Regions from separate parts of the Homo sapiens genome. Here all the other regions are linked to region 3. A link is a loop called in an ENCODE intact Hi-C map of the cell type or tissue named here. Cell type or tissue: A673. All regions are shown on one strand. Region 1 has its middle 45 kb from the start of FGF13-AS1. Region 2 has its middle 140 kb from the start of F9. Region 3 overlaps F9 (coagulation factor IX). Region 4 has its middle 63 kb from the start of FGF13-AS1.

Evidence for each region. A loop is a pair of places that touch in the nucleus more often than their neighbours do. Peaks named below come from ENCODE experiments on the same cell type or tissue, not always from the same donor. Only the 100,000 strongest peaks of a DNase experiment are listed, where the experiment ranks them.
Region 1: a loop joins it to region 3, with 8 times the contacts of the local background. A loop is called at or near these places in 8 of 110 quality-filtered maps.
Region 2: it touches region 3 in a loop (3-fold over the local background); 2 of 110 quality-filtered maps call a loop at or near these places.
Region 4: it touches region 3 in a loop (7-fold over the local background); 49 of 110 quality-filtered maps call a loop at or near these places.

The regions. Positions count from the first base shown.
Region 1 is chrX:138,753,338-138,761,337 of GRCh38, reverse strand. It overlaps a transcript of FGF13 not described here. Among named protein-coding and RNA genes, the nearest start is that of FGF13-AS1, 45 kb to the right of the region's middle. RefSeq lists an enhancer at 481-1,010. In A673, a CTCF peak has its summit at 4,889 (motif pointing left); a DNase peak (open chromatin) is centred at 4,887.
Region 2 is chrX:139,389,326-139,397,325 of GRCh38, reverse strand. No RefSeq gene overlaps it. Among named protein-coding and RNA genes, the nearest start is that of F9, 140 kb to the left of the region's middle. In A673, a CTCF peak has its summit at 4,630 (motif pointing left); no DNase peak of the experiment used is centred here.
Region 3 is chrX:139,554,976-139,562,975 of GRCh38, reverse strand. F9 (coagulation factor IX) reads right to left here. Exons shown (of 8, transcript NM_000133.4): 7 at 2,121-2,235; 8 at 1-1,452. The coding sequence ends at 905. Among named protein-coding and RNA genes, the nearest start is that of F9, 28 kb to the right of the region's middle. In A673, CTCF peaks have their summits at 2,914 and 3,117 (motif pointing right); a DNase peak (open chromatin) is centred at 3,135; H3K27ac peaks cover 1,140 bases.
Region 4 is chrX:138,771,173-138,779,172 of GRCh38, reverse strand. It overlaps a transcript of FGF13 not described here. Among named protein-coding and RNA genes, the nearest start is that of FGF13-AS1, 63 kb to the right of the region's middle. RefSeq lists an enhancer at 160-1,359. In A673, CTCF peaks have their summits at 1,742 (motif pointing left), 3,295 and 3,499 (motif pointing left); DNase peaks (open chromatin) are centred at 3,452, 6,442 and 7,912; H3K27ac peaks cover 522 bases.

The sequences.
Region 1 (8,000 bases), 800 kb after region 3:
AGAGTAAAAAATTGTGTCTGTGACCTTTGTGAAATTCATCAGTAATCATTAACAAGATCTGAATGGCAAGCAAGAGAAAGAGCAGGCAGCATTGTAGAGAATATTAAATCTCAAGAACCATAAAAAAGTATCGTCAAAGGCCTTTTAAGTTGACTTGAATTAAACCCCTGAAGTTCTTTCAGGCACATTTAACATGGTGATTCTGCTGAGATCAGGGCCGGAGAGGAACATAAATCTACATGATATGACAGTATCTACATCCAGTATCTACATCCATGTAAATCTACATCCAGTATGACAGTATTGGATTTTGATCCAGTACCTGATGTAATGCAATTTGTGACCAGACACATGTTCTTAGAAGCTGGGAGAAAGTTTAGCTTTCATTTTGACCTGTCCTTACTTGATTGTTCCAGGTTTGTTTTTTTGTTTGTTTTCACTTGTAGCTTTCTAGGCACCTCTTATGGTGAGATGTTAGAGAACCTAGGTTAACAGTTTAGATATGGATTCTAATCTGGCTCTGTGTTGACCCAGTGACCTGTCAATAAAGTCCTCATGGTACATTATGGTACAAGAGGAAAGAAAGCTGGAGGACTTGACAGTAAGCTCACATTGAAGTGGAATCCTGGCTATGCCTCTTACTAGCCACATGACCTTGGACAAAGTAGTTAAACTTGCTGAGCTTCACAGGGTTTTGTGGATAAGGAGGAGTGGTATGGACAAAGGCAAGCCTGCTAGCCCTCAGTCTTCTAACTTGCAACTAATTGTCTGTAAATGTTTTCCTTTGTTTTGGCCAGATTCCCCACAACACCCTCCCCTGCCCACCTTGGTGGGTTCCAGAATCTCTCTTCTCTAACTTTGTAAAGTGGGGCTAACACCGAGGCAGGCTTGTGTCAGCTTTGTGGTCCTTTTTCCCTAGGAATGAACACTGGAACTCAAACGAAGGGGAAGAGGGTTAATGGAAAGAAACTGCTTTTTAAGCACTTGCAAAGGGATTTTATTCCTTGCTTTCTCTTTGGTCCAAGTATGCACACACAGGTACATGCACACATAGACATTCAAACCACACAGTGGTGCCTTTCCACTTATTCTGTTTAGGATGACTGCAAAGAATTGTTGAAAGATGGTAAATATGTGTTAGGTGCACGACAATATAAATAACATCGATCTGGGTTAACGGTGCATTGTTTAGGAACTCTGGCACAAACATCTTTGAGCTTAATAATGGTTGCTAAAGGTGACAGGAGTTCAGAAAGCAGAGGACTCCTTTCATTGTAACAATCATCTCCCCACTTACCCCCACTACATCCTCATACACCCCAACAAGGCATGCATAGCATCCAGCAGAGTTCCAGGCATATAGCAAGGGTTTATTAAAGGCTGTTTTCATTCATAAAATCACTGGTGCTAATCGTTAGGTATAGAGAAGAGGTGAAATATAGGATCTTGACCTTCACTATTAACAGTAACAATTGCCATTTACAGAAGGCCTATGATGTGTCAGCTGCTTTACTGCTCTAGCCTCACAACAAGCCTACACAGCTCCAAGTTACAGATGAGGAGCTAAAGTTAAGAGAGGTGATGTAATTGTCGAAAGTCACATGACTTCTAAGTGGCAGAGTGGATTTAGGTCTCTTGGATTCCACAGCCCATACCCCTTCCACTTTTCCAATGCTGCACTTGAGAAGTAGGCCAGTTGGGACAATGCAGTGGCCAGACTTCAGCTACAGAGTAAGGCAGGCGGGACTGCACTGAGAAGGTTAAAGATTACTGCATCTCCCCTGGAAACCAGGGCCTGAGAACAGCAAGCTGATCTTTTGTAGCTGCTCCACATATTTTCTTTCTCCTCAGCCAGCATTAGAACTTCATTCTTCCCTTGTTTGCTTGTTCAGAGAAACAGGTGATGAGAAAAGCACACTTGAGGTGTCTGGAGAGCAATGCCCTGCTTTGCTTACTATAAATAGCTCCCTCTCAGCCAGTTGCCATAAATGGCATTTTACAGGGGAGGCAACCAGTTTGAAATAAGCCCTAAGGAGATGTCGGGGCATCAATATTCGCTTGGTGTATGCAGTGTTCCCAATCTATTGCAGAAGGTTAGGAGTGTTGAGTTCTTGAAGCAAAAGTGGTTTTGTCAGATACGTGATGCCATCCCAAGCCCTTGGTCAGGGAATCTGCAATTACCCAGAAATCTGCTTTTTTAATTTATGAACCAAAAGCCAGCAATGACTCAGACCAACCTGCAATGGAAACCAAATGTGGACTATGTGCAGTAAATATTTTTACGCTCTCAGCTTCCACTCATTACTTTTTGCTACCCTGTTGGCCTTAAGGAGTTGTCGTTCAAGGAAAGGACCTGCCTGCTGTTCCGGCAAACCTGGAATGTGAGCACTTTTGTATTAAAATGTGTGCAGACCATCCTAAAATGATTAAAAGGAGGAGCATGAATTTATTCACATGAGTCGCTTTCATTATTTTCCATTAGTAAATAGCCAAATAATTGATTGTGGAGCTGTTATTTAATTAGCATAAATGAAATGACTGTTATATGGAATAGAATGTATATATTGATTTTGGCTGTGTCCTTTAACAAGGATAAATTTTCTTACTTCTGACAGTTTTTGTAATCAAAACTCTTTTTTTGCTGAAAAGCAAAAAGAGCTGGGGGACCAGAAAGCTTCAGGGTAGGCTGCAGGAGCCAAGCAGTTTAAGGAGGGGACACATGGTATGCCAAGGGCCTTGCATTTCCTGTGTGAGAGGAGCCAGATTGGACTCATCTCAACCACTAGCTAGTGGTCACTGAGAAGAGAGGGTCGAAGATCCAGAGCAGAGATGAGTGGAGAGCTGCAATGCCAAGCATGAGGACCTAGGAACTTGCTGTGTTTTTCTTGTCAGTTTCAGTGGTCCGGTTGCTGAGGTCTTGGCTGTTGATTGCTCTAGCTGGGATGTGTCTGGAAAAGACCATGCATAGAAATGTACGGTCCTTGCTTTGAGAAGGTAACATTCTGGGACTAAAACCTGGGTGCAAGGGAAGTGCACTGAGCATCAGGAGACATGCTGTGTGAACACATGACAGGTCCTTTTCTCTTCCCCAGAGTACATTCCCCCGGTATGTACATTGAGGGAGGAGGAGAGGACTAGGTTCCCTGAGCTCAGATGGGAGGAAGAAGTGTAGTAGTAGGGACATTTAGGGATCACTCTGGCTTCCCCTGCATTTGTTTCTCCCCTTCCAACTTGACTTTGAGGAGCAGACACAGCTTCCTTATTCCCGCCTAGTAAAAGTTAACTTGCCACAGATTTAGAGCTGAATTTCAGTACTGCATGTGCTAGTTCAGCACAGTGACTAACAGTACAGTCCCTGAAGTACAATTGACCTGAGTTCAATTCCTACCCTTACTACTTTTTTGATGTGCAGCTCTGGGCAACTCAATTATCCTTGATTTTCGTTTTGTCAGACATGGATGTAATAATACTACCAATTCACAGGGTTGCTAAAGGAACTGAAGTAGATCATCCATGTAAAGCAGCTGTCACAGAATCTGGTGTATAGTAGGTTCTCAGTAAACTTTCCTCATTTTCTATTCCTTTCTGCCTTCCTGATGGTCCCACATCTCCTTGCCTGTCCCTCATTGTAGCACTCAGTATATTGTCTTCCTTATTCGTCTAAACAATTCAAGGTCAGAGATCCTGTGTTGGGCATTTTTTGGTGTCTTCCTTCCTGTGCTCCGTTGCCATGTCTCATATACTGCCAGCTCACTATTGGTTCACACACATTTCTAGGCACAGAAAAAAAAATTCACAGAGAAAAAAAATTCACAGAGCAGCTAGCTCTTCCTTCAGGCCTTTGACTGACATTTTAAGGATGGCAGAAAACACAGCAAAATAGTTGTTTTTAGAGTTTCTTGGAAATTCACAGAGGTTCCATGCTGGATTTGAATTCACCTCTAAATGTCTATTCAGCACCAAGTTCAGAAAATTGCAAGCCACTTGGGAGAATATGCCAAGTGGCATGCAGAAAATTGCATGCCACTTGGAATTCAGCGACATACACTATAGGTGATGCTCAAAGGGTGGGGAGGTGGGAAAGGGGTGAGGTTGGCAGGGAAAACCCTGAGGCAGTAGTGATCAATGCACATGATATGTAATGTGACCAAGAGTCAAACCAGGATGCTAGGTATGTTCCTCAGGCAGCATGGGATTAGGTACCAAGCCAGTAAATGGCATACTAGGTGCACAGACAGGGTTGTTTCTCATCGCACCCATCCCCTGCCTCTGTGTACCTTTTGCTCAACTCCTTCGATGTGGCTCCAGTATAGGTCCCTTGTCACTATGCACCATTACACTTCAGGAAAAGAAGCCTTACTGCAGCTTGTGGTGCCCAAGGAAGGCTTCACAGATAACAGAGGTATAATTCAGCTTGGAAGTAGGTAAAGGACTGGAATTAGATCAAGAGAAAGAAGGAGGGTGTTCCAGATGGAGTATATAGTGGACATCACCTGGAGCCAGAAATATGGATGGCATGTTGGGGAAGGAGGATTAGGAGGAGGGACAGAACTGTGAGTTCAACAGGATGACTGGAGTGGGAAATTTACACCCCAGACTGACAATGTAATGTACAATTGTCCCCCAGGCAGCCTGGTATTCCTGAAGGCTGCGGTCTGACAAAGGGCTGGGGTAGGGGAATTGCAATTAGCTAAGAGCAAATGGTTATTTCTAAAAGCATTTCTAGGGCTCCCCATTTCAGTTAGAAACATATGGCACTGGCAAGGGTCCTTGCTTTATTTGGGCCCGTTGCTTAGCCTTCCCTGGCCACAAATTGCTATGGAAAAAAGCAGAAAGGCAGCTGTCCTGCCTGAAGGAGCAATCATTAGCTAATGCTGCCATCTCCAGGAGCCTGCCTGCTAATAGCCAGCACACAGCAGTCCTGCTTCAAACTGGCTGCCCAGGCAGACTCCTCCCACCCCCACCGCAGTTCCCAGTGACTAGTTTGGCTTCTCCAGCCTGAAATTTGACTGGACAGCTGGAGAGAGGGAGAAACTGCCCAGGGCTTCTGGAATCCTTGACTGCCAGCTGCCTTCTCTTTTCTCTGGTTTGACAGGAATTGTAGCAAAGGTTTTCATCTGGAGGATGAGAAACTCCTTTTGTTAGTTTGCTAGAGCTGCCATAACAAAATACGGGGTGACTTAAACAACACTAACTTATTTTCTCACAGTTCTGGAGGCTAGAAGTCCAAGTTCAAGGTTTGGTTTCTTCTGAGGCCTCTCTCCTTGGCTTACAGATGGACACCTTTTCCTTGTGTTCTCAGACAGACGTTTCTTTGTGCATGCATCCCTGGTGTCTCTTTGTATGTCCTAATATCTTCTTCTTATAAGGACACCAATCAGATTGAAGTAGAGCCCATCCTAACAGCCTCATTTTAACTTAATCACCTCTATAAAGACCTTATCTCCAAATATAGTCACATTGTGAGGTATTGGGGGTATTTCAACCTATGAATTTTGTGAGGACACAATTCAATCCATAACACACTGCATACAGTTATCAGAGAGCCCTGATTCTTTTCCTCTCTGAACCTTTGTCTCCCCATCATTACAATAATGGGTTAGAGCAAGAAGCTTGGAGTTCTTGTCAAACAACAAGTTTTGCAGAAAAGAAATGCAAGTTTGTGATGACTTGCTAATGAATGGTGTTTCACAGTTCAGGGTGATTTCTTATTCTGAGAATAAACTAATGTAATTTCATTATAGAGTTTGAACTTGCTATATATTTTCATGTATTTGTTATTTAATAACCATGTTTATTGCCTTATGCAGGCCACATACTAGGCTAAATGTGAGAAAGAAAAAGCTGAATGCATTAGATCATATTTTTGAATTAGTTCTTATTATAAGTTTAGACATGTATTCCACAAGAAATTGTTGGACCTTGAAGTGTAAAAATCAAAACCAATATTGAGTTTATAACCATTCCTCTAACTATTAACAATTGGTTTGTAAGTATAGACTTTGATTAACTTAATTCCCTATAGAGAATTCTCTGGTTGGTTTATTGATTGATTGATTCCTGAATTCCAATAGTATTTTTAATATCCACAATGTGCAAGGCATGGAGTTAGGTGCTAGGGATATGGTGGTGAGTGAAACCAGGAAGATTACTGCCCTCATAAAACTTACTGTCTAGATTGAATCTGAGGCTACTTGTTTATTTCATGAAATGTGATGAGTGTATAGTAAAAGATATGTTGGAGGCTTCTAAGATCACCCCCAGGTTTGATGATTCACTCTGGAACTTGTTGGGCTCAGCACATAGTCATGCTCCTGGCTAAGATTTATTACAGCAATAGGACACACAGCAAAATTAACAAAGGGGAAAGGTGCATGGAGAGAAGTCTGGAGGAAACTACACACAGACTTCCAAGAGTCCGCTCCCAGTGCAATCACACAGGACGTGCTTATTTTCCCCAGCAACAAGTATGACAGCACACATGAAATATTGTCTACCAGAGAAGCTCATTAGAGAATCAGTGCCTACGGTTTTTGCTGGGGACTGATCACATAGGCATCTTCTGCCTGGGATGTACCAAAATTCTAGATGCCCAGAAGGGAAACAGGTAGGGGTTTGGCATAAACCACATTGTTTGTGCAAAACTATTTAAACATAGTGAGGCACTTTTACCATTTAGCAAGTTTTGTATCAGTGTAAAGAACTTTTGCCAGCCAAGTTCCCAGACACCAGCCAAGGGCCAAATGTTGAAGCAGTCCTTTCTAAGGACAGAAGTCTCAGGTCCTGAGACTGGTGAAGTAATGTGAGTGGGGCTAGTATTCTGGAAATTAAGATTCCCAATGGCAGCAGCAAAAGATGCAAAAGCCTAGTGGGAGAGAGAGCCTGACTTACTCATGAAGCTGAAAGTAGTTTGGTATGCCCAAGAGAAGGTGAGGGAGTCAAGGTAATCAAATGGACACTCTTTGTGATACTCATATCCATTTATTTTTTCAAAAAATGTGCATTGGGTGTTATATAAGGAACTGAGGACATAACAGGGAATCAAACAAATATTCATGTCCTTATGGAGCCTCCATTTTAGTGCACTTTATATGCATACACTGAATTATGTCACATCCATTTTACTGGAAATTCTCCAGTCTCGAGCAAAACATCAACATTTACATATATTTCGCACACTCCTTGATAAGAAGAAACACAAGAAGATGCCTTCTACTCAAAATTCCAGTTAAGACTGTGTATTAGTAACCTGTGTGTATTAAATGCTGATAAAGTTGATTCTACTTGGAAACTATTTGTTACCACTATGATCAGAGGCCTTGGCATTTTGTCAGTTGTGAGTCCCATGATCAGAAACCCATTTATGTGCTGGTAGTGTGATTTTTTTGTTGTTGTTGATAACCATAATGAAGAACAACCTGTTAGCTATTTAGAGAGCAGTAAGACACAACCAGTTCAGTAAAGAGATCAATCAGCTTTATTCAAACAAAAGAGCATCATTAGAAGCCTAGCATCAGATCAATTTTGATTAAGTCAACAAGAATGCTGCCATTTAGTAGACTAGAACTATTCTTGTTAACTGTCAAGTGTAGTCAGCCAGGACACATCTCAATCCTGTCTCCATATTATACCACTGAGAGTTCCTCTTGGCTTAACTTGAGGCATTTCATAAAAGAAACATCTACTTTCACAGAGTTCAGTCTTACACTCAGAAATTTACCAGATTTGGCCACAAAACTGAAGAGGTTGGGAAGGTTACAGCATTTATACACTCATCTCATGAATCTTATAGATTGACATTGTTTATTTTCAACTGAATTAGTCTCTTTCAGAACTCCAGTACACTGATAAGGTAGAAAGTTGATTAATCAGATCTATCCTGATGTCTGTACGCTAAAAATCCAAAGTGTAGCTCATAGCCATGAAAATGGGAAACCACTTTTGGAACTGTTACTTTGTTTCTACCAGTACAATAAATTTCTATATATTTGCTACGTTTT
Region 2 (8,000 bases), 170 kb after region 3:
GGTCGGGGAGGGGGTGTTACTACTACTGGGGATGGGGAAGCTGCTTCTTCCGGCAAAAAAAAGTTTCATCAGAGTTTACAAACTCAGCATCCCCAGCTTCATCAGAGTCCTCCCAGACATCCCCATTCCAAGTTGCATGGTCCCATTCTTTTCCAATCAATGCCCTCACTTTAACAGTAGGCACCTGGCAAGGCTGTGCATGCACCTTTCGTTGCAGGTCAGCCACTCGCATGATAAGAGCTTGTGTCTGCTTTTCCACAACTTCAGTGCTTTCTCTACAGGAGATAAGACTCTCACTCAGGGCAATCTTAGCAGATGTGAGGCTCAGTATCTGCTTCTAAAGCCGGGAGATAAAATCCCTGAGTTCATCATTTTCTTTCATCATGTTGTCCACTGAACACATGTGGTCAAAGGTATTATGAAAAGAGTCAGTAAACTCCTTGCCTCTCATGAGCGATGAATCAGGAGTGTCAAATGCATTTATTTTGCATAACTCTCTAAACAGTTCACACCAAGGACTATCAGTATTTTCCATACTATGAGAAGTAGAGTCCTTTGCATTTTGGGGTATAATCATATTAAGCAACCAACTCCAGAAACCCTAAAACCATCCTTAATATTCTGTTCGTCTAGAACCACTCCTGGTACCAAAATCTGTATTAGTCAGAGTTCTTAGAGAGACAGAACTAATGGAATATATATATGTGTGTATATATATATATAAAGTATTAACTCACATGATCACAGGGTCCCACAATAGGCTGTCTGCAAGTTGAGAAACAAGGAGAACCAGTCTGAGCTCCAACACTGAAGAATTTGGAGTCTGATGTTCAAGGGCAGGAAGCAACCAGCATGGGAGAAAGATGTAGGCTGGGAAGCTAGGCCAATCTCCCTTTTCACATTTTTCTACTTGCTTATATTCTAGCTGTGCTGGCAGCTGATTAGATTTTGCCCACCCAGATTAAGGGTAGGTCTGCCTTTCCCAGCCCGTTAACTCAAATGTTAATCTCCTTTGGCAACACTCTCACAGACACACCCAGGATCAATACTTTGTATCCTTCAATCCAATCAAGTTGGCACTCAGTATTAACCATCACAGCTCCTTAATAGCAGGGGCTATGTGTTTTTGGCTCTCTGTATCCACAGGTTCTAGCACAGTGCCAGGCACAGGATAGGAGCTCAGTACATGAGCAAAGGAGGCACAGCTGCACTGGAGCATTTGTATGCAGAGCACTTCCCTCAGCTGGCTGGGGAACAATCAGGAAATGAGATGGATGATTTAGGCCTTGAGTTGCTTATGATCTAGTTAGGGAGATGAAAAGCAGAAAGCAATCATGCACACACACACAACAACAACAACAAAACAACAACAACAACAAAGACAAGAACAAAAAGAACAGTTGACAGTTGTCAAGTATGAAAATTAACAGAAATCAGCAAGGAGGGCTTAATAAAGGTTGCAGTTATTGTTATCTTCATTTAGTAGATGTCAAAACAAGACTCATAAAGGTGATGAAAGCCATAGATTTATGCCCATAATTCATTCAGACATGCCAGGAAATTTCAGTCAATTTGATTTGCTGGGGCCCATCTCCCAATTCCTGTGATTGACTAGGGCCCAAAGACTTGGGAAGCATTATTACTGGAAAAATCATAGTAATGAAACTTGCTGAAGATTAATGACTATATCTTACAGCTGCATCTGGTTCCATGACATCTGTGCCCATCGACTCAGAAAGCAGTGCCACATTCTCTTGAGTAATTGTAGCCAAAGTTATGGAGGCTGGCAGCTATGGCCCCTGTAGCAGGCACTGGAGGTGGGAAAATAGAGTAGGGAGGTGTGGGGGAGGAATATGCTTTTAACAAGGACCATAGACAAGGGGATTAGAGAGGCCTCTTTACAAATGGATGGCAGAACATTGTAGGCTATTGGTTATGAGCTAGGGCATTGGAACCACACTGTTTTCTTCAAATTCTGGCTCTGCTTAGGAACCACGATGAACTTGTTAATTCTGGCTGTGGCATGTTAATCAACCCTTTTATGACTTTGCTGTTTCATCCATAAAGTGGAACTAATAACAGTGCCTACCTCATCAGATTTTTATGAGTGTTAAATGAAATAATATATGCAAAATGCTTGGCATATAGCCAGTGCTTAACAAACATTTGCTATTACTATATCCTACCAGTATTTTCCACACTGTGGTTGCAACCCATTAATAGATGATGATAAATATGTAGTCATGACCTGGATATTTTATTAATGAGACAGCAATGAATAAAAAAATGTGAATGCATTGAATGTTGGAGATGGAAATATTGTTTTTGAAACTTGTTCCATGTGTTTGTGTGTGCATGTATATATAATATATACATATGTATACACATAAATGCTCACATACATATACACATACACAGATGAGTACACATGAAAACATGCATACTTACACATGAAAATATGTAGATCCATTTATACAAGCAAACACAAACCTATAAATATACACACATTCACAGCATATACACATATATATACTTGCACACATATTCACAGGTATGCAAACACACATACACAAGGAAACATGCATACAAACTTACAAATACATTTAAATACATGTATACCTATGCACACACACATATACACATGCACATATGCATATGTAAACATGCAATGCACTAACATAAAATACACACATATACAAATACATATACAAATACACACATATTAACATATACATACATACATACGTATACACATATACATACGTACATGCCAAAATATACATACGTATATATGTATATACAAACACACACACAACAAACATGCATACACAGATGCATAGGCATACATTGGCATACACACATGCACATACGTATGCCAACATACAGACACAAATGCATGTTCACACATGCTGATGCACGTGCTCGTATAAACACATATACATATACACATATATACACATACACAGATACAGGCACATGCCTATACATATACCTACACAATATACATACATACTCATATACATATGTACAAACACATAAACATACATACCTACACACATTCATACACATATGCAAACACACACACACACACACACACACACACACACACACACACACATTCACATCATTGTTCTGTTTTGCATGAGAACCAGGCTCTACATTTCAGATGTGCCCATGCCTCTGATCTATGTTCAAACTAGATCAGTCCTCAAACCCACAGCATACCTAATGGTGAAACACATCTTATCACACCAGGAGAATTTTAAAATCATTATTGGAAGATTTCATTTCTGCTTTTAAACAATTTATATTCATATTATCTATCAAAGTGAAGATCTGAAAAGAGCTTTGCTTTGAATTCATTTCCAGCCTTACTTTTGAATCTTTATAAGAAGAAACACAAAGCATCAGAAACTGTTGCTCTTCATCCAGGAAAGGATAATTTTTGGAGTTACTGAGCTTGGCCATTTGCCACTCAGTAAAGAGTGGGTGACATCAACAGTTCATGCTTAAATTCTCAGCTTCCAAGAGATGCTGGAATTGGCTCACATCATCAAAGCCTGGCTCCATGGGACTGACAAGTGCTGCCGGGAATTGTTTCATCTGACCTATTTTGGAATGGCTGATCCCTAACTAGAATTCAAGGAGAAAGGGAAGGGGAATTTGTATGAATTAAACCTATCACAAAAACATACATGTAGAGAAGTCCCAAAGTTTTCCTTTTTACTGACCTGCTGCAGAGGAGCATATTGACCTGGGAAACCACGTGTTGAAGATGATGGAACCATCGGTAGAAGGAGCCTGGGTCCCTAATTCTCCATTTAGAAGACAGCTGTCTGCCTAACAGGAGCATCCATGTGGGCTTCTAATGAGTGAGAAGTAAACTATTGTGTTTGAGCCAGTTGTATATATTGGATCTTTTTGTCCTGGAAGTTATCCTACCCTAACTAACACAAGTGTCTTATGTGAGATGCATCTTTCTGGATTTATAATTTGGATTTCAAAGTAATGTGAAGCTATTTAAAACCCTCTCTACTGATTTTGGCCATTAGTACTTGTGCTCTGTAAGTAGGCTGCAGATTTTTAATAAAGGAGAAAAACAGCTAAATTAATATTGACTTTGAGATAATTTAGACAGTGCCAAACATATAAAGATTATTTTGTTTAATAAACAATTATATAGCACTTATTCTGCTAGGCACTGTCATAACTTCTTTATATATATTAATTCATTTGATTTTCTCAACAACCCTGTGAGGTAGGCTCTACTATTACTTTCACTTTACATTAGGAGGAAACTGAGGCACAGTGATGTTAAATAATTTGCCCAGTGTCACACAGCTGATAAATGGCAGAGTTGGGAAGAAAACTCAGGCAATTTGTCTCCAGAAACCATGCTCTTATCCACCATACTATGTTGCCTCCCATTAGCGGATTAACTAGGGTTTCTGCCCTACTCTTGGTGAAGAGCAGATCTGATTCCTTCCATCAACCTTAAAATAGACAGTGGTTTTTCAAGAAATATTCAGGACCACAGTTTTGCTTCAGCAGAAGACAGCCTCCAATCCCTGAACTCTTTCTGAGTTACAAAGTAGAGGACTGCCACCTACTGCCTCCATGATACCAGTCTGAGTGTTCCGTGGAGGTTGCATGTGTGTGTGCACATGGAAGGAGGCAGTCAGCCCCACAGAGCTGCTTTGCTTGTCATAACTAATAGGATCACAGCACACAGTGGTATGATTGCAAATAGAAAGACTGTTCGATTGAAACAAATCTGTTTCTTACTTCATGCCAAGACCTACAGTGGGTAAATTTGCATTCAAATTGGCCCTGGTGCATGGATCACAGTTTCTTCTGTAACAAACACCTGGCCATAGCCAGATTTCATTAGTCCATGGTCCTAGTCTATAAATGTTCAGTAGGGCACAAGTGGCCCCAGGGCTATGAGTTGTAGGAGTCTCCCATGTCTGTGGGTGAGAGGAGGGGAGAGAGGTAAATATCCCACTCCAACAATCATCTCTTGTCTTCACTGAAACTGATCGAGGTCAGGTCATTAACTCTCATACACCTGCTTCCTTACTCCCTGCCTAGAAGAGCCTATGGGAATTCTGTAACTCTTTTCTCTTTCACTTTGAATTCCTAAGGGTTGAACTCGTCACTACTCCCAATAATTCTCCCCCTCATCTTTGTCTCTATCACTTCTTTAAAAATCTCAAGAACACAATGTTTCTACATGTTTATGTCTCTAGATATAAAACCACAGGAACCTAGAATACCAAAGCTGAAAGGGCCCCTAGAGATGATCTAACCCCTTCATCATATAAATGAGGAAACTGAGGCTTGGGAAAGGGTAATTTATTGTAAGGTTGTTACCTGGAAGTGGAAGTGAGTAAAACCGCTACTGAGCTTTGACTTGTGTCCCATGATCTGTTAAGTGTTCTTAGCTGCTAAGAAAAGTTTGAAACCCAGTGCTAAAAAGCAGAAAAAATAATAGGTACTTTGAGTTCCCTATTCCAGGTCAGCCATTGTAACATGATATATGCTTACATGCTCAACTTTTGAGGCAACTAAGGATTCATTGCCACAGTTATATTATTTTATTTAATTCTCAATGCAGTCTTCCAAGGTAGGTTTCACTATCTTATTTTAAAGACGAGTAAACTGAGGCACAGGTATATTAAATAACTTGTCCAGGGTCACATGGCAAGTAGTTGCAGACTCAGGATTCACACCTAGCTTTGTCTAGCTTCATAGTTCATATGTTAAACACTAAGCTATGTGGAGACTGCTTGGCCACAATATAAGACTCTCAGAAGATCCCAGAAGATGCCTAGATTTGCTTCTTCACCAGTCTGATTGTTGTTTGTCCATTTTTGTGGGGAGACTCAGTAGGTGGCATCTAAGAACTATCCTTTGACTGGCAACCAGGCCTTACCATGGACCCCATGAAGTAGCAGGAGGAGTTTGGCTCTCATCTCCACGGCACTCTGGGTTTCACAGCCTATTGCCCCCTAGTAATTTATCATTTCCCCAGGTGAAAATTGAGCCATTTTCCCCCCAGTCAACTGATTCTACTCTTGCTAATTATGTTGTGGACCAAATCACCCTTTTGTTCAAATGAATGAAAGTGAAACCAACATTCATCTGGCTATGTCATACCCCTGGAGAAAAGTGAGCAGGCATGTTTATCAGTAGTATAGTAAAATAATCTTTAACTTGATTAAATAATCTCTGAACTGGTTCCAAGAAGACTTTCAGCTGTACAAGTATATGATTCTGCAGGTGAAGATTGGGAACTCTACACATTTTTGCCAATTGCTACAAAATTTTCAAGCCCAACCTCAAGAATTTTATAGTCATGAAGTCTTTTCTTGATTCACTGCAAGGAAGAAGTAAATGGCAAAGAAAATTTAGTATTCATTGCCCTACATTCAGAAAAACACAACTGGTTTTAAATATTATGAATCTTATTTTTGGAAGCCCTCAAACTCTTGCTCACTCTGAGTTTAGAAGACTGATCTAAATAAATAAATAAATAGCAATGGTTTCTGTTTAAATTAGGTCTTTCTCAGTTTCCATGGCATTCAATCTGTTAGCATCAATATTCTCACTGGGAACTGTGCTCACCCTTCAGGATGACAACGTTTGGTTTAAGGTTTACAGGACATATCATAGCTCGGTGGATTTATTGTACTGAAGGAAAAAGAGATTTGTGGAAACCTATAGGGTATGCGTCTTCCGGGTGTCAATGTTTAGTTCTAGTCTTCACATGACTCTGTGGATAAATGGGATTTGAGAGAATTACAGATGATATATTTACAGTAACTGCTTGGTCTCAAGCTACATGGTTCTATATCAGTCACTGCAGGAAACACTCCTAAGCTAACTCTAAAAAAAAAAAAATGATACCCAAGGGAAACCATTCCAAAGCAGACAATGTGGAAACGGCCAGGGTTTGGTCAACGTGAAAATCTTCATTTGGCATTTCAAGATGCTTAACTGCAAGAGTTAGGAGAATCTTTCTATGTATTAGTGGGTCCACACTAAATTTATTTCCACAAGCAAACAGACGGACAGACAAGAAAAGAAACAGTTCCTTTGTAAGCTTTCCTTAGAATGGGAAAAAATATTATTTGACTGATGTGTGCAGTTTCAAAACACTAACAGAAAGGCAGGTGTAGATTTATTAAAATATATATGACTGTGTGAAGTAAGAGAACTTATAATAAATTTAGCAGGTAGAAAGGTCTTTGTTCTTCTCTAGATATATCCCTTAAAATATTCCATTTACAGATGCAAGTCCCACATTTTAGTAATGACTCTTGACTCTCAAAGTTTATTTTACTTATTTATTTTTAACTATTTTACTCATAATATTATCTGAAGTTTTTATATAATTATTTTTAGGAGCTCAATAAATATTTATTGCAGAAATATGGGACCCAAAAACATAAGATCATATGTTTTCAGACTAAACAACTGAGTCTACAGCAATAACAGTAATAATTGTTGCCTACACATGATTCTAGAAAAGCCAGGAGCCAAGTTTGTTGAACTAGAAATCTTCAGATTCTCTTATTAATTTCCATAGAATTATTTTTTGTATGTCAGAGTTTTTATTACTTTGATTTCCTGTGTTGTAGATACATTTTGTTGTGTATATTTGAGGTTTACAACATGATGTTATGAGATACGTATAGATTGTAAAATGGTTACTATCTCAAAGTTTATTCATAGTGTTTTTTTCCTCAGGTAAGGTCTTCTCTTAAATCTTATATCTTTAGTTTCTTTTTTAAGTTTTCTGCTTTTTAGATAGGTCCTGATCCTCAGCTTTGTTATCTTTAAAAGGAAAAAACTGCATTGGAACACAGATTCTTAATCTGGGCTCGATGGACAGGTTTTATGGAGGGGACTGTAAAGCCCAGGAACTATGCAAAATTGCATGTATATGTGTATGTAAATACTTACATGTAGTGTGCTAAGGATAGAGCCTATGGCTT
Region 3 (8,000 bases):
CAAGCTCTTAGAATGGCTTATTGCTTCCATTATATGTGTGTATGCGTGTGTGTCTACACACACGCATACACACACACTATATATTTATATTGTATATTATATATTTTATATATATATTATATATATAAAATAACTTAACTCTCTGAAAGAAACTTTTCCCCCAAACTTTTCAGGCACCTTACTTCATCCCTATGTTCTGAAAAGCAAGTCTCCACTACGGAAGCAAGTCTGGGTTTGATAGACATGTATAACTGTGTACAGAAGTATAACAGAATGATGCTCCCCATCTCTCCTTTAACGACCATGGAGGGTAAAAGGGAGAGAGGGAGTAAGAAAGAGAAAAACTGATTTGGGGATTGGGATTTGGAAAAGGTAAAAGATTGAGGAATAGGGTAGAGGAAAAGGAGTAGTGTTTTTGATGAGTTTTAGCCTCTCAGCTACTCCTGTGTTCTTTCTTCATGAGTGTGGTACTGGCCTTGTGATAGAGTAGACCAAAGATCCTGTACTGTATACAGAACTAATAAACATTGATGTTTTGGTTGGAGAAGCAAAGAAGATCGGGAAGATGGAATGCTGCTAAGGAGGGAAAATTGAGTGAGTTAGTTGCCATAGTGGAGAACCATAGTATCTGATGGACAGAGTGGAGAATTTAACTTCACAATTTTGTCAAGGGCTGGGCCCTTAGAAATGACTGTAATTTCCTAACACATTATATTCCTCTAGTGGTTCCATTTTCTAATCAATTTGCTCAGGTAAAATATGAAATTCTCCCCTGTAAAGAGAAAAAGCAATGATCATAGAATGTATATATTCAAATCTAACAAAAGATGGGAAAGTGATTAGTTAGTGAGAGGCCCTGTTAATTTTCAATTCCAATGAATTAACCTTGGAAATCCATCTTTCATTAAGTGAGCTTTGTTTTTTCCTTAATCCAGTTGACATACCGGGATACCTTGGTATATATTCCATATTTGCCTTTCATTGCACACTCTTCACCCCAGCTAATAATTCCAGTTAAGAAACTGGTCCCTTCCACTTCAGTAACATGGGGTCCCCCACTATCTCCTTGACATGAATCTCTACCTCCTTCATGGAAGCCAGCACAGAACATGTTGTTATAGATGGTGAACTTTGTAGATCGAAGACATGTGGCTCGGTCAACAAGTGGAACTCTAAGGTACTGAAGAACTAAAGCTGATCTCCCTTTGTGGAAGACTCTTCCCCAGCCACTTACATAGCCAGATCCAAATTTGAGGAAGATGTTCGTGTATTCCTTGTCAGCAATGCAAATAGGTGTAACGTAGCTGTTTAGCACTAAGGGTTCGTCCAGTTCCAGAAGGGCAATGTCATGGTTGTACTTATTAATAGCTGCATTGTAGTTGTGGTGAGGAATAATTCGAATCACATTTCGCTTTTGCTCTGTATGTTCTGTCTCCTCAATATTATGTTCACCTATTAAAAATAAATTTCATTTTAAGTCACAAACAGTATTTCACATACACAGATTTTCTAAGTGACTACTTGGGACCACTGACCTAATTGGCAATGTTAAAGATCTCATTCTTATATTGTGATAATTTTGGTTAAATGTAATGAGAGCCAATGCATATTTTTCAGACCAAAAAGCCATTCAGGACTATCATAGAGATGGTTCTGTTCACTCATGCTGTTATAAGCCTTTCATTGGTGATAATGAATCCACTAGTCATGAATTATCCTAGATTTTCCAAATTTCAAGTATCCTCACCCCTTTTTTGAGCACAAACTCATTTGGCCATTAATTCAAATGTTTGTTTTCTGAGGACCTGCTACAGGTTGTGCCAAGCACCAGAGATAAAAGGATCGGTGACATGACACTGATTTTTGGGAAGGCCTTCTGGTATGGAAATGGCTACATCAAGAACTAATTGTACCTCACTGAAATGAGTGATAATAGGGGTATATCAAAAGAACTATGGATGCTTGGAGGACGGTGCGACGTGGGTTCTGAAATTATGACCCTTCTGCCTTTAGCCCAATTTATTCAACAACAATTTTATTAGACCTTAGTAAAATATGGTGTACCAATCATATTAAAGAGCTAGTGGTGCTGCAGATTATTATTCTTTCTGTGTATTTACCTGCGACAACTGTAATTTTAACACCAGTTTCAACACAGTGGGCAGCAGTTACAATCCATTTTTCATTAACGATAGAGCCTCCACAGAATGCATCAACTTTACCATTCAAAACAACCTGTGAAAACAAAATTAAGACTCTTACTGCATAATACATTTGATCTAGAAAAAAATAAATATGTGTGCTGGTTACAGGAATAGGCAAAATATTGGCTTCTAGGTGCTGGCAGAAATGGAATGTTTCTGGAAATGTGAGCTTTGCAGATGAATTAGTGTTTTTGGTGCATAAACAAAAAAGCCATTTATGTAACTGCATTGAAAGCAACACACAATGAGAGACAGGGAAGCTTAAGCTTAGGCAAATCTGAGGAATGGCTTCTTTTGGTGATTTGAGGTCCTTGGATTTTTTCCCCATGAGTCAGTTTCTCTGATGGCAAAATTTGCTTCATGGGGATACAGCAGATACATTAGGAAACACACTGGCTTGACTCCTTGAGATTAATAGTTATTAGGGTGTTCCCTGTACCTACATGATGAAATTTTTTTTGCTACATGTTACTCAAAAGAGAAAAACTACTGATTTTTCTAGGAGGTCTTTTCAAACCCTTTTCAAACTGGAATATTATGAAGCAAGACCTAAGGCCTCCATAAGGGCTGTGCTTATAGCCATCCAGGCAGTGAGGAATAGCAGGGCTCATTCATTCTTTCCACTCTCTCTTAACCATATTCTACTCCCCTCTGGCTGGATAGTAAGCTGCCTTTGTCCTAAAATATCAACTTAGCTGTGCTTGAATTTTGGGCAAAGTGGACAAAGCAGTGACGCATTGAGCCTGGGTATTATTAGATAAGAGGCAAGTCCATTATCTCAACTGGATATTCGTTGCATAATTACAGTCGACAATGAATATTTTCTCCATCTCAATGTCTAGATCGACTTGGAGGATTTCAGTTCCAGTTGTAAGCAAGTGCCTTGATCCACCTTTATAGGAAGAAAGCTGGGAAGTGTGAACACTAGAGGGCACACTCAACATTTGGTAAATCCTTTTCAGGACCTGACTAGTTCTGAACGACTGCCCTTGTATTAAAGTGCACACAGTCTTAGGCATGAACCCATTCATAAACAAGGGAAACGAGGTAGTCCATCACTTTAAGTGGATATCAGATGGTCCTTGGGGCATGTTCTTTTTGTCCTGAATTTAATTTACTGAACACCTACTATGTCCTAGACACTGAAGCACTAGCCTCCTACCTGGAGACCTACAAAGCTGACTCATTAAAGGGCTCTGACTTCCTTTTTCATACTCTGGCTCTCCCTCTCTTTTTTTTTTTTGACGGAGTCTTGCCCTGTCACCAGGCTGGAGAGCAGTGGTGAGATCTTGGCTCACTGCAACCTCCGCCTCCCAGGTTCAAGCAATTCTCCTGGGACTACAGGCGCATGCCACCATGCCCAGTTAATTTTTGTATTTTTAGTAGAGATGGGGTTTCACCATGTTGGCCAGGATGGTCTCGATCTCTCAACCTCGTGATCCGCCCGCCTTGGCCTCCCAAAGTGCTGGGATTACAGGCGTGAGCCACTGCACCCGGCCATTTCCCTCTTTTTCTAGCTGTTGCTTTTAATTCTGAAATGTTGTAAAAATACAGAAAAAACTACATAATATAATAAACACCAGTGTGCATACAACCCAGTCTTAACAATTTTCCTAAATTTTTGAACATTTATTGAGTGTTTACTTTGGGCTAATCATTGTGGTGTTTTAAAGACATTTAATACAACATAATATCCTTATGACATGATATTAATATATTTATTTATAGATGCATGAGCTAAAGTTTAGAGGTAAACATTAACTCCCCTGAGATCAGTTGGTAAAGCTAGGAAGCAAACTCAAGTCTGCCCGGCTCCAGAATTTGTGCTCCTAAGCACCCAAATTCGGTCCAGGCATGGTCTGTGGACCAATTGCAGTAGAATCATCTGGGGATCCTTATAAAATGCAGATCTGGGGGCTAATCGAAGCTTAATTTATCAGAATATTTGGTGGGTGGGACTGGGTAAAAGGAAGCTCTCCAGAATATTCTTTACATAATTAAGTTTGAGACCTGTTATATATCTACTGAATCAGAATTTCCAAGACTTGATAATCTTTATGTTTTAAAAGTCCTCACTCCGGGCAGGAATGGCTACATACTTTGTGGGGCTCAGTGAGAAATAAAAATGTGGGGCCCCTTGTTCAAAAGCTAGGAAGAAAAGTGCCATGGAAGATACTAAAATACAAAACTTTTGCTTTCCTCTGTAGTCTCTTTTGCAACCCATCTTGTTACATTTTTAAAATTTGCCATTTAATATTTTGCTCCTTCTAGCATGGGGATATTTGCTGGGGCAGTGCAGACCCTCAAAGGTGCCCAGGAAGTGCACCCTACAATTTAACACCCACATGTCCTTAGGATCCCCTGCCTGCCAGCCACAGGACACTGGGCCCCAGCAGGGGATGATGTGTCAATCTTCCCTTGTCACTGGCCTACTGTGGCAATCAAGGTGGAGAGGTGATTCCCAAGGGACTGCAACTTTCATGCCAGGATGTGTTCCATGCCTGAAATAGAGGTGGACAAGGGGTGTGCCCCCACCATTCACCCTCCAAATGTGCTGTGGCGCATTCTTGGTCCAGAGATGCCACATGGCCAAGCCCCCTTCCAAGATAGCATAGGGCACGTGCACCTGACCAACCTTAACTCTCCCTGCTCCTATGCCCATGTCCCCGCTGGGGGAGGGGAGTGGCAATGGTAGCTAGGTAGGGATGAGGAGGGAGAGCATGTCTGGGCACCATGGGGTGGCAGTGCTCATTGGGCAGGTGTTTGGAGGGAGAGCCAGGGCTGGCTAAGGCACCAGGTGGTAGGGGAGTGGGAGGTCGAGAAACCACCCCGGAAGGTGGTGAGAAGTGAAATGGGGCTGCAGGGATTCAAGTCCCTAGGTAGCACATGCTCTGGCTGTCTCATCAGACTTCAGTTACAAAACAAAAATGCAAAGCAGTAAACCTCAGATGCACGACCTGTCTCAGTGCAAAGCCCTGCGTAAGTACGCCGGTCATAAGACCATGTGTCTGGCTGTAACTCCAATTGATTGTCAGCATCAATAAAACTTGGCCAACACTGTTATATACTGGTATTGATAGTTACAACTGAACATATTTGTTTAAGCAATTGGAATTAAGAATTCACATGCAATGATATCACGGTCCTTCTCCTCTGGTTAGTGTATTGGGGGGAAATTGGACATCTCTCAGCTCAGTAGGCTAGTTAGGCCAGGATGGATGACATCCACAGCCCCTGGGCAGAGAGATTATGATGTAGCTAGTCTGACTCCTGACAAAGACTTGCTTCCTGGAGCTTCTACTACTTTCTGGTGGATGGCTAAGAAATATGGTTGTGTTCTTTTAAGTCTGAAGAGCATTATTTTTGCCAACCCCTGACCAAACATCCTTGCCAAGGAAAAGGCCTAAAATATATTTGCATTTAAAGATATTACAAACTACTTGGTTTTGGAATGTTTGGCCGTTCAGGATCATAGCTATCAAAATATTAGCTATTTGGGGTATGAGATGTCTGCTCGGTCAAGGACAAGTTCTTAAAGACATCATGTTGGGGAATAATGGGGAAAATGGGAAGGCATATGCTCTGAGTAAGACATCTGAGTTATAATCTGTCAAACATTTTTGTTAGTCATAGTCTAATGGGAGCCTGTTTTCCCTCTTTCAGACTCACACATACACAAAAACCAACAACACACATGCTTCTACAAAATATACATTCACATCTGAATTTATGCTCTTCATTGACAATGCCAGCCCAGAACAACAGCTCTTACCCTTTGGTTTTCTTCCTAACCTTTAACTCCAACGTAACCGTTACCTGCGATTTCAGTAAAACCATTATTCTCCCTACTTACCCACCCAAGTTGTACAATAAAGAGTGTTTGCTCTCACTCATATACAAAGCAAATTCATTTGTTTGTGATGTACAGCTTGCTATGCCCACAGATGTGGTTTGCCTAGTCCTTTGCTCTAGGTCATTTGACTGGGAACAGATGGGATGCTCACTTTGGTTTTTAATGGTTAACTAGTCATTGAAATGCATTTCATCAAATAATCTTAGAGGATAATTGTTTAAATGTCTGTCCAGACTAGCTTTGTAGAGCCAGGTGCGATTACACATGTCACGTTCTTATTTCTCTTAATTGAATTTTTATCATCTGAGATAGGAATAATAGAGGGCTTTTTCAAGTGAAGATATTACTATAGTCTTAAGACCTTAGTGTAACATCCTGGCCCCTAAGGAAAAACAAGTTCTGGTTCATACATATAATAACTTTGCATGTTATCTGCCACTGAGATGTGTCCTAATCGAACAGAAAGGATTGAATCTCTGTAGCTAGCTGTACAGGGCAAGAGCTGTACAGGGTACCTTTAAAGATAGCTTCAGGCCAAAGCTGAGGAAAGTGGATGGAGACTGGGGAAAATGCTAAGACATTTTAAAGATTTTCTTTAGGTCAAAAATAGAATAAGAAATAGACCATTTCCCTGGACATTTTCTGTAGGTTAATACGGTTAACTATCGGTAAATGCATATGCTACAACTTAATATAAGCATAAGGAAAGCTTAATCACTTGGCTTCCATTGTATTCTTTTTTTTTAATCTAATAGAATGATCTTCAAATTGTTAAATGTAGAATAAATACGCCACACACCGAACTGAGGCCTATGGTAAAACAGAAAATGGAAAAACCAGGTACTTCACATAAAGGGCCAAATAGTTCTTCGGAAATGTGGGAGGAATTTTTGGGGCCAGTTTGCGCATGCTTAGAATTGTCAGCTGGCAGGGTCATGGGCATGGGATCCAAACCAAATTAAAGCTTTAGAAAGCCAAAATGCGGTGTTGCTTCTTTAAATCTGTCGGTTTTGAGCTGTTGATGAAAGCTATCTAGTAATACAGGCGTTGCAGTTTCCCTTTTTTCACTAATATTCAAAGGTTTTCATTTCTTCCCTACGTGGCGGTATGCAATTCAAGACTTGTTTTAGTTTACTACACCTCTAGACATATACTAACTCTAAGAAAAACTCATTTCTGTTCCTGTGTAGTGCATTTAACCCTCTAGCTTCCTCTTTCTACTCCTGAAGTATTTCTTCAGAGACCCTGCTTCCTTTCCCGAGTTCTCAAGGAGCTCTGAGCCCATCGCTGGGCATCTGGAGGGAAACTGAAGTACCTCCTTCCATTGGCCTCACGCCGTTCCTGTCCGGAACCTTCTAACCTTGCGCGACTTTAGAAGCTGGCCCGGCCCGCCAGTGCCTTTGGCTTTAGGAGGTAGCAAACAGGATGGGGCCGGCAGCGCCGTTCCGGAACCATAGGGGGCTCCTGGGAAGCTACCATCGCGAACAAGGCGCGGCTGCGTTGGCCCTTGGCTCCAGCCTGGCAAGCTGAGGTGAAAGCCCTGGAATAAGGTAAGAAATGAGCGTGACCGCAGACGGGATACGTGCTAGGTGAACATGGCTCTGTAGGGTCTCAAAGCTGGACAGGATCCCAGCAGTCCCTTAGCCTGCTCTGATCTCTGGCCAGGTGAACAAATGCCCTCTCCCTGAATGGGGCTATCTAGCCGCTGCTGTCCCCAGTGACAGAACAGCTCTTTAAGTCAACAATTCCGACAAACATTTGTTCAATCAACATTTGCTCCCAATGCTGCCCAACCTGCGTAACCAACCCAGTGGTTGTTGGTTGGAAAGGGCTTTCTTAATGGAGGTCAGAATCGTCTTGCCTGCTTGCAACTTTCACCCTTAAGTCCACAAAGAAGTTGTCTTCCCCTTTCCCTTGTGGCTCTTGCAAACAGCTCACCTACA
Region 4 (8,000 bases), 780 kb after region 3:
GGTGATGTACAGATGGGTTTTTGGTGTGGATGTCCTTTCTGTTTGTTAGTTTTCCTTCTAACAGACAGGAACCTCAGCTGCAGGTCTGTTGGAGTACCCTGCAGTGTGAGGTGTCAGTGTGCCCCTGCTGGGGGTGCCTCCCAGTTAGGCTGCTCTGGGGTCAGGAGTCAGGGACCCACTTGAGGAGGCAGTCTGCCTGTTCTCAGATCTCCAGCTCGTGCTGGAAGAACCACTACTCTCTTCAAAGCTGTCAGACAGGGACATTTAAGTCTGCAGAGGTTACTGCTGTCTTTTTGTTTGTCTGTGCCCTGCCCCCAGAGGTGGAGCCTACAGAGGCAGGCAGGCCTCCTTGAGCTGTGGTGGGCTCCACCCAGTTCGAGCTTCCGGGCTGCTTTGTTTACCTAATCAAGCCTGGGCAATGGCGGGCGCCCCTCCCCCAGCCTGGCTGCCGCCTTGCTGTTTGATCTCAGAGTGTTGTGCTAGCAATCAGCGAGACTCCGTGGGCCTAGCACCCTCCGAGCCAGGTGCGGGATATATTCTCCCGGTGTGCCGTTTTTTAAGCCTGTCGGAAAAGCGCAGTGTTAGCGTGGGAGAGACCCGATTTTCCAGGTGCGGTCTGTCACCCCTTTCTTTGACTAGGAAAGGGAACTCCCTGACCCCTTGAGCTTCCTGAGGGAGGCAATACCTCGCCCTGCTTCGGCTCGCGCACGGTGTGCTGCACCCACTGTCCTGCACCCACTTTCTGGCACTCCCTAGTGAGATGAACCCGGTACCTCAGATGGAAGTGCAGAAATCACCTGTCTTCTGCCTCCCTCATGCTGGGAGCTGTAGACCGGAGCTGTTCCTATTCGGCCATCTTGTCTCCACTTTGGATGTAAGCCATTTTAACTGGGATGTGGTAATATCTCATTATAGTGTTGATTAGCATTTCTCTGATAATTATGTTAAGCACCTTTTCATATATCTGTGCCATTTGTATGTTTTCTTTTGAGAAATACCACTGTCTGGCACTCCCTAGTGAGATGAACCCGGTACCTCAGATGGAAATGCAGAAATCACCTGTCTTCTGCGTCGCTCAGGCTGGGAGCTGTAGACCGGAGCTGTTCCTATTCGGCCATCTTGGCTCCTACCCCCACCTTTTCAATAAGTTATTGCTGTTTAAACATTTTTATGATAGCTGCTTTAAAATCCTTATCAATCAGGTAATGCTAACATCTAAGTCATCTCAATGTTATTATGAACTGAGTATCTTTTTTTTTTTCATTTATGTTTTGCGTTTCCTGGATCTTGGTATGACAGGTGATATTTTTGTTTGTGTCCTGGACATTTTGGCTAATATATTGGGAGACTATGGATCCTATCTAAATCTTGTATTTTTAGCAAGAAGTCACTCCATTGAGATTTGGCGTCAAGGTTCTGGCCTACTTTGTGAGTTGAGGCTACAATGGCAGTTTAATATTTTTAGAGCTTTCGCGGTGCTATTTTGGTCGGCATGGTTTATCTGGTGCCTTGGGAACTCCCACTGGTCCTTGCTTGTGCTGCCTGAGGGAGCAGACAGGGTTTTCCCAGGCCCACAGAAATAAAGAACCTTCCTTGGTAGGCCACTTGTCGTGGCTGGGCCTTTCCCATCATTTCCACCCACCTGCTCCAGCATCCTCTGGCAGAAGAAGGGATTCTTGGGTCCTTTTTTCTCCTTTGTTGGGACAAAAATGCTTCACGTACAGGGCACCCTCTTGTGGTAGAAATCCCCTGGTTGCTGTTTCCTGGATACCTGATGTCTCTCAAAATGGGAGAGAGTGTCAGGTCCGTAGAAACAAAAAACCTTTTTGGACAAGGTCTGCTTGTTGGGGCAGGATACCCATTGCCAGTACTGCCTGGCTGCCTGGTGTTTCACAGTAAGGGAAGAGAGTCCTGGGCTGTCAGGGAAGGAGAGTGCTTCCCCTGGCTACTTATTATTAGTAGGGCTCCCAATCATGTCCCCTTGCTGCCATTCCCAGGTTCACCTGATATTGTGAGAGGAATTACCATTTGATCCAGTAAAGAAGCAAGCCTACCTGGGCTGCCATCTGCTGTTCTGTCAGGGATCAGGAAATGCTGGGTCTGTGTCACCTTGTTCTGTTGGATAGGGGGAGGATCATAAGACACCCTGCTACTGTGCTATTTATCCAATACTGGGATCCTAAACCAGTTAGCCAGCCTTTTACCACCTTACAGAGTTTTCCTCTAGTTGTTGCTTGCATTATTCCCAGGGTTCATATTTGTATTAATACTTTGGGCAGAGGAGCAGGGAGAAATACATCTACACCATCTTGTCTGGACCAGACATCTGATTGTAGTTTAAAGGCCTAAAATGGGAAGCAAAGAGAGGGAGAGGAGAGTCAACAGAGCGAGGTCCCAAAAAGTGCTTAGAGAAAAGAACTCAGAACACAGATGAGGATATAAGTATTAGCAAAGGACAGAGAGGAAAGAAGATGCATATTCAGATAGGTTTATAGGTTTGGTAGCAGGAATTTGAGGACATTCTTAGCCGATGAATCTACTTACTTTCCTGTGAAACAGAGAGGCAACATAAGAGCCCAAACTCGATGTTTTACATTTTTGGTTATGAACCCCAGTTGCACTTCTTACCAGTTGTGAGGCCTTTGGCATATCACTTAAATCCCTGTGTGCCTCAGTTTCCCACAAAATGGAAATTAAAACAGCATATATCCTCATAGGACCGTTATGATGGTTAATTGAAGTGAGTTAATATTTGAAAATGCATTTAATATGGTATAAGTGTTTGTTATGTAGGCAAAAATATCTCGTAAGGTTCTTACGAGATATTAAATAAGATAAGCTCTACAATGTGTGCAGCAAACTGCCTGGTATATAACATTCAGTGTTACTATGATTTTCAAAAGTATTCTTTGCAGGCTTAGGATATTTTCTTGAAGTAAAATCATAGGTCACAATTTGCCAATCCCATGTTTTTGTCAGAGAGGGTCTAGGTGACAGTGGGCACAAATACATAATATCAGTCTTGGTAGAAATAGTAGGGATGGGGAAGCTGCATATGAGGAACTCCAAGATGCAGTTGGAGCATCTATTTCCCTGGGAAGCTTTAGGCAAGTGCCCAAGGCCCACTGAGCTTCTCCAGCCTTAGCATACATTTTGCTATGTTGTATGCAGCTTTCTGCCCTCCTTTTCTTGAAGTCTGAGTGCTCCTCCAGGGTAGAGACCGGCAATAGGAAAAGGTTTCAACTCCCTCACATCACAACATATCTCCATGCTATAATATACACCCTCTCCCAAAGTAACATTTGAAAGTCCCTGAGAAAGCCAAATGGACTCAAGTGTCTGGAATATGTTAATATGGGCAGTCAGCTGCATAAATTGCAAAACAGAAGTCATGCTTCTATGTATTCTGTGACAGCAGAAAAATCGTAGGATCTTCTATCACGATGGGAAAGGAATACAAAGAAGAATTAGTGCCATCTTGTGGAGTGATATATCATTACCACTTAAGAGTCGCCAGTGAGAACTGGGTTATATTTTTTTAGTATCTCCCGAGTCCTGGTCTGCAAGAAATGCTTGAAAATTACTTGCAGAATTAAATGAATAAATGAGAGACGAGATAAGAATTGGATGGAGACTTTGTTAATTTAAACATCACCTTGATAAAATGTTTGACGCACTGTCCATTGCGATTTGGAGACCTTTAAAAATGGTGTTGTAGACACCCCAAGTCATTATTATGTACCTACCATAAAGGAAAATGAAGAATAAAATATTTGCATTAAGAAATCAAGAACTATGAACTTTTTCTTGTCCTGGCCTTATCAGTAGTAGGTGAGTAAACTTTCTAATGGTATTTTTCTCTTCCTGATTATCAATGTGCTGCAAATTAATAAATCATTCAAAGAACACGAAGAGCTGGGGCACAGTGACTCATGCCTGTAATCCCAGCACTTTGGGAGGAGAAAAAGGGTGGATCACTTGAGGTCAGAAGTTCAAGACCAGCCTGGCCAACATGGCAAAACTCCATCTCTATAAAAAATACAAAAATAAGCCAGCGTGATGGCGCATGCCTGAAATCCCAGCTACTTGGGAGGCTGAGGCACAAGAATCACTTGAACCTTGGAGGTGGAGGTTGCAGTGAGCCAAGATTGCACCACTGCACCCCAGCCTGGGTGGCAGAGCAAGACCCTGTCTCAAATAAATAAATAAACATTTTAAAAATAAGAAAAACAAAGAGCATGAAGAATATGGGTAGCTTCGGAGCAGGTGGGTGTTGTCCATATTCTATTAAGTTTAATGAAAATAAATTGCTGACAATCAACTATTTTGACCTATAACAATGTCAGTTTCTTATGGATTGGCCTAATATTTTAAATCAGTTCACTTAATTTATTCTGGGTATATGATAGGTCAGGATATTGTAGTAGGCCCTAGATGATACAGGGACAAATAATACATGGGCCTTGCCTTTAGGAATCTTACCATTTGGTGTGGAAGTGGGCACTTAGATACCATGCCTTCTATTTTAATAATTTCTGTTAAGTGCCAACAGTGTGGAGTTAAGCCAAATTTTGTGGAGGTGCTATGAGAGGTCTAGGAAAGCATAATGGTTTGGAATGGTGGGTAAGAGCAAGGACTCTGGCACCAAACTCTCTCAGTTTGAATGTTAATTTCACTACTTACTAGATGGGTGACTTTGGCCAAAGTGCTATGCTTTTCTATTCCTCAGTTTCCTCATATATCAAGTGAGATCACATACTGCCCACCTCATATGATTGAAGCAAGGGTTAAGTGAGTTCCAAAGTACTTGGAATAATTCCTCATGCATAGCAAGTTGTGTATAAGTTTTAGCTGTCTTCGTCACCATCATCAGTCATCATCATCATCATCATTACCATCATCACCTCTATTCCTGCAGAAGTATTAGAGTTGTGTTTTGTAAGCTGAGTTAAATTTCATTATTCGTTTTTTCTTTTGAAAACGTTGCCAATAATTTATTTATTGAGTTCCTATTTTTCCCAGTTCCTGTGAAGAATGGGTAGGAATACCCTTACCTACTTTTTTCTACTAGATCATCATTTTTGTAAATCTGGGCCTGAGGCAAGAGCTTTACAGGCAAAAGCATGGGACAATGAAAGGACAGAGGACAGTAAGACTGTTGTCATTGGAATGAATGGCTCATGGGGGCTTGTATCAAGTTATGGAGAAGATAAGCCAAGACTTAGATTATTTGTATCTATTCACGTGTATATTTGTGAAGGCAAAACCTGTTCTCGGTTGGCTTTAACAAAATCAGCTGAAATAGCTGGACAGAAGCTACATAAGGTAAGGGCAAAGGCATGCTGCATTGCTGGCATATAGTACCTTAGGCCTATTCTGTGGATACTTGGTTGATGCTGAATGCTCTTTGTCCCCAAGTTGTAAAATCACCCCTCCTTGAAAATTATTCTCTAATAAATTTTTTAATCATAAATTAATTTTGTGCCATGGCAAAGGTATTGACAGCTAAGAAGTAAAACTGTAAAATTAACTGCTATGGACTAAGAACGGCTAAAATTTCACTTTGTTTTTAATGCCTTAACCACCTGACAACATATTGTAGCATGACTTTATGAAACATGGATAACATTCATCATTTGAGTCTGGAGATCCAAATTCAGTATTTCAGAGTGGGATCATGATGGGCTGTAGTCATGAGTGTTTACTATGTTGTAAAAACGTCCAAGTGGGAATAATGACATGTTTGCACTCCCTGTGACTTGATCACTGAAATCTGGAAAGCTCATCAACTTCACCCATTGTCAAGTCCACCTTTGCTCCTTTGTCCTCTGAGGACCCAGTGAGATCAGCATTTTTCTGGAAGGGCTGCAAGTGACCCCACTGGAAGGAGCAGCACTGTGCATCAGGATGGATTCCCAGGCACACTATACATTGTGGGGTCACAGGCCATATGGGTGGACTAACTGATTTCATGGCTGTATTTGAATTGACTTCCCTCCTGGAATCCTGATGCCTCTTTTAATTTTATGTGGCAACTATCATTTGCTTTTGCTGATCATTCATTCAATCACCTCTATCATTTCTCAATGAGGGCATTTTTAAATATATTATTTATATATTTTTATTTTTTTTTTTTTACTAAATATAGACCAGCCATCAACTTGAACTTAAAAACTGACACACCAGTTAGTTCGGTCAATAGTGCAGAAATATTCTTCTATGCTACTATGATTTGAGCCCACTATAGATACTTTTATAGCTAGTTATGCCAGCAAGACTCAATGAATGATACTTGTCCAGATTGCTATCAGGAGCTAATCATATGAAAGGTAACACCAGCTTTATGTAGGATCTGTTTATACTTAGGGTACTTCCTGGATTTTGACGGTTTTCAAAGCTAATGGCCTATTAAATAGGTCCCAGAGGTAAAAGAAAAAGTGGCTTGGCCTAAACCATGGTGAATCATCTTATGGTAGAGTTCAGGTTTCTAATTCATAATCTTGTTAGCAGAACGTGCCTTTGAATGGAAAGTAACGTACAACCTCTGCCAATCTTTGCAACTCACTAACAAAACTCAGCAAAGTTTGCCCAATGCCAATGTTTAAAAAAATGGATGAAAACAGCATGGATTGAAGAACTCACATACAAAATATATAAGGAATGAAGACAAATGGCATCAAAATTGTATCTGGGTAAAACATTTGCTGTTGAGTGTGCCATAATTTGAGAGCACAAACACAGCCTTGAGGGTAAAGTTCAAGGTACGGGTGTCCCCTTTTCTAAGGGGACATAACACATAAGCACATAACAGTCCTCCTGTTATGTGCTAAAAGAAAGGAAGCTCATATTAGATTGCTCCAGATGTAGAAATCATAACAACAATAAAGATGATAATATTAACAAGTCTAATTTCTGGAACATTTAGCCTAATGTTTAGGCATGTTTACATGCCTAATATGCATTATCACGTTTAATTCTTGCTTTTTTTCCAGTTGAAATCTTATTTTATTTTTTACATTCAGTATATTAATTTTAAAATAAATTTTGTGCATATTTAAGGTATACGACATGGTGATGGATATGTTCATTTGTCCCACTATAGAGATGATTTTACTATATATATATATATATATATATATATATATATATATATACACATATGTATCTTAATATTTGCTTTTATGAAATCCTTGTATATAAATATTTTTATTCTCCTCAATGTAATATTTTAAAAACTTCATTTTAAAGAAAAAATAAATTTATATGCTCTCTTAAAGCAGAGAGAACAAAACCTAACAAATCAACAGCAAAAATGAAGGCACTCTTTTTCACTTCAAATGGATTTGTTATCACAGTCTGTACAGAATTTAGCAGTGACACCTTGGTGTTCTAAATCCTTCTAAACTGAGTTTCCTCCTTTTTTTTCTGCAAGAAGAGCTTCTTTATCTTCCAGAATCATGACTGTATTCTTTTCCTTGTATACTCTATCTTGCAGTCAGGGAATGACCGGAGAGCGTTCTCATGTGTCTCTATTAATTACTACCCCAAATATACCTTTTTCTGGAGGGGAAGTACCAGGAAAATCTTCCCTGTTTAGCTGTTGCAGGGGTATCACATGTTGGGTTTTCAGATGTAGCAAACAAAAATAGAGGCCAGCCAGTTAAATTTGACTTCAGAGAAACAACAACAAAACAATTTTAGTATAAGTTGATCCCAAATATTGCATGGGACAGACTTGTACTAAAAAATGTATCATTTATCTGAAATTCAAATTTAAATTGGCACCCTATATTTCATCTGGCAAACCTATATACTAATTATAATTTCCAGATTACATAATTGAGTTACAGCAGTAAGACCAATTTTAACTTGTTTCATCATAGTGGGAATCCTGCCGAATTGTCTTCACTTCCTTAGAAACAAATGAGTAGCAGATGTCTGATTTGGTGAATGGGTTATCAGCTGAGTACAACCAACTTACATAATAATTTAAGCAGGAG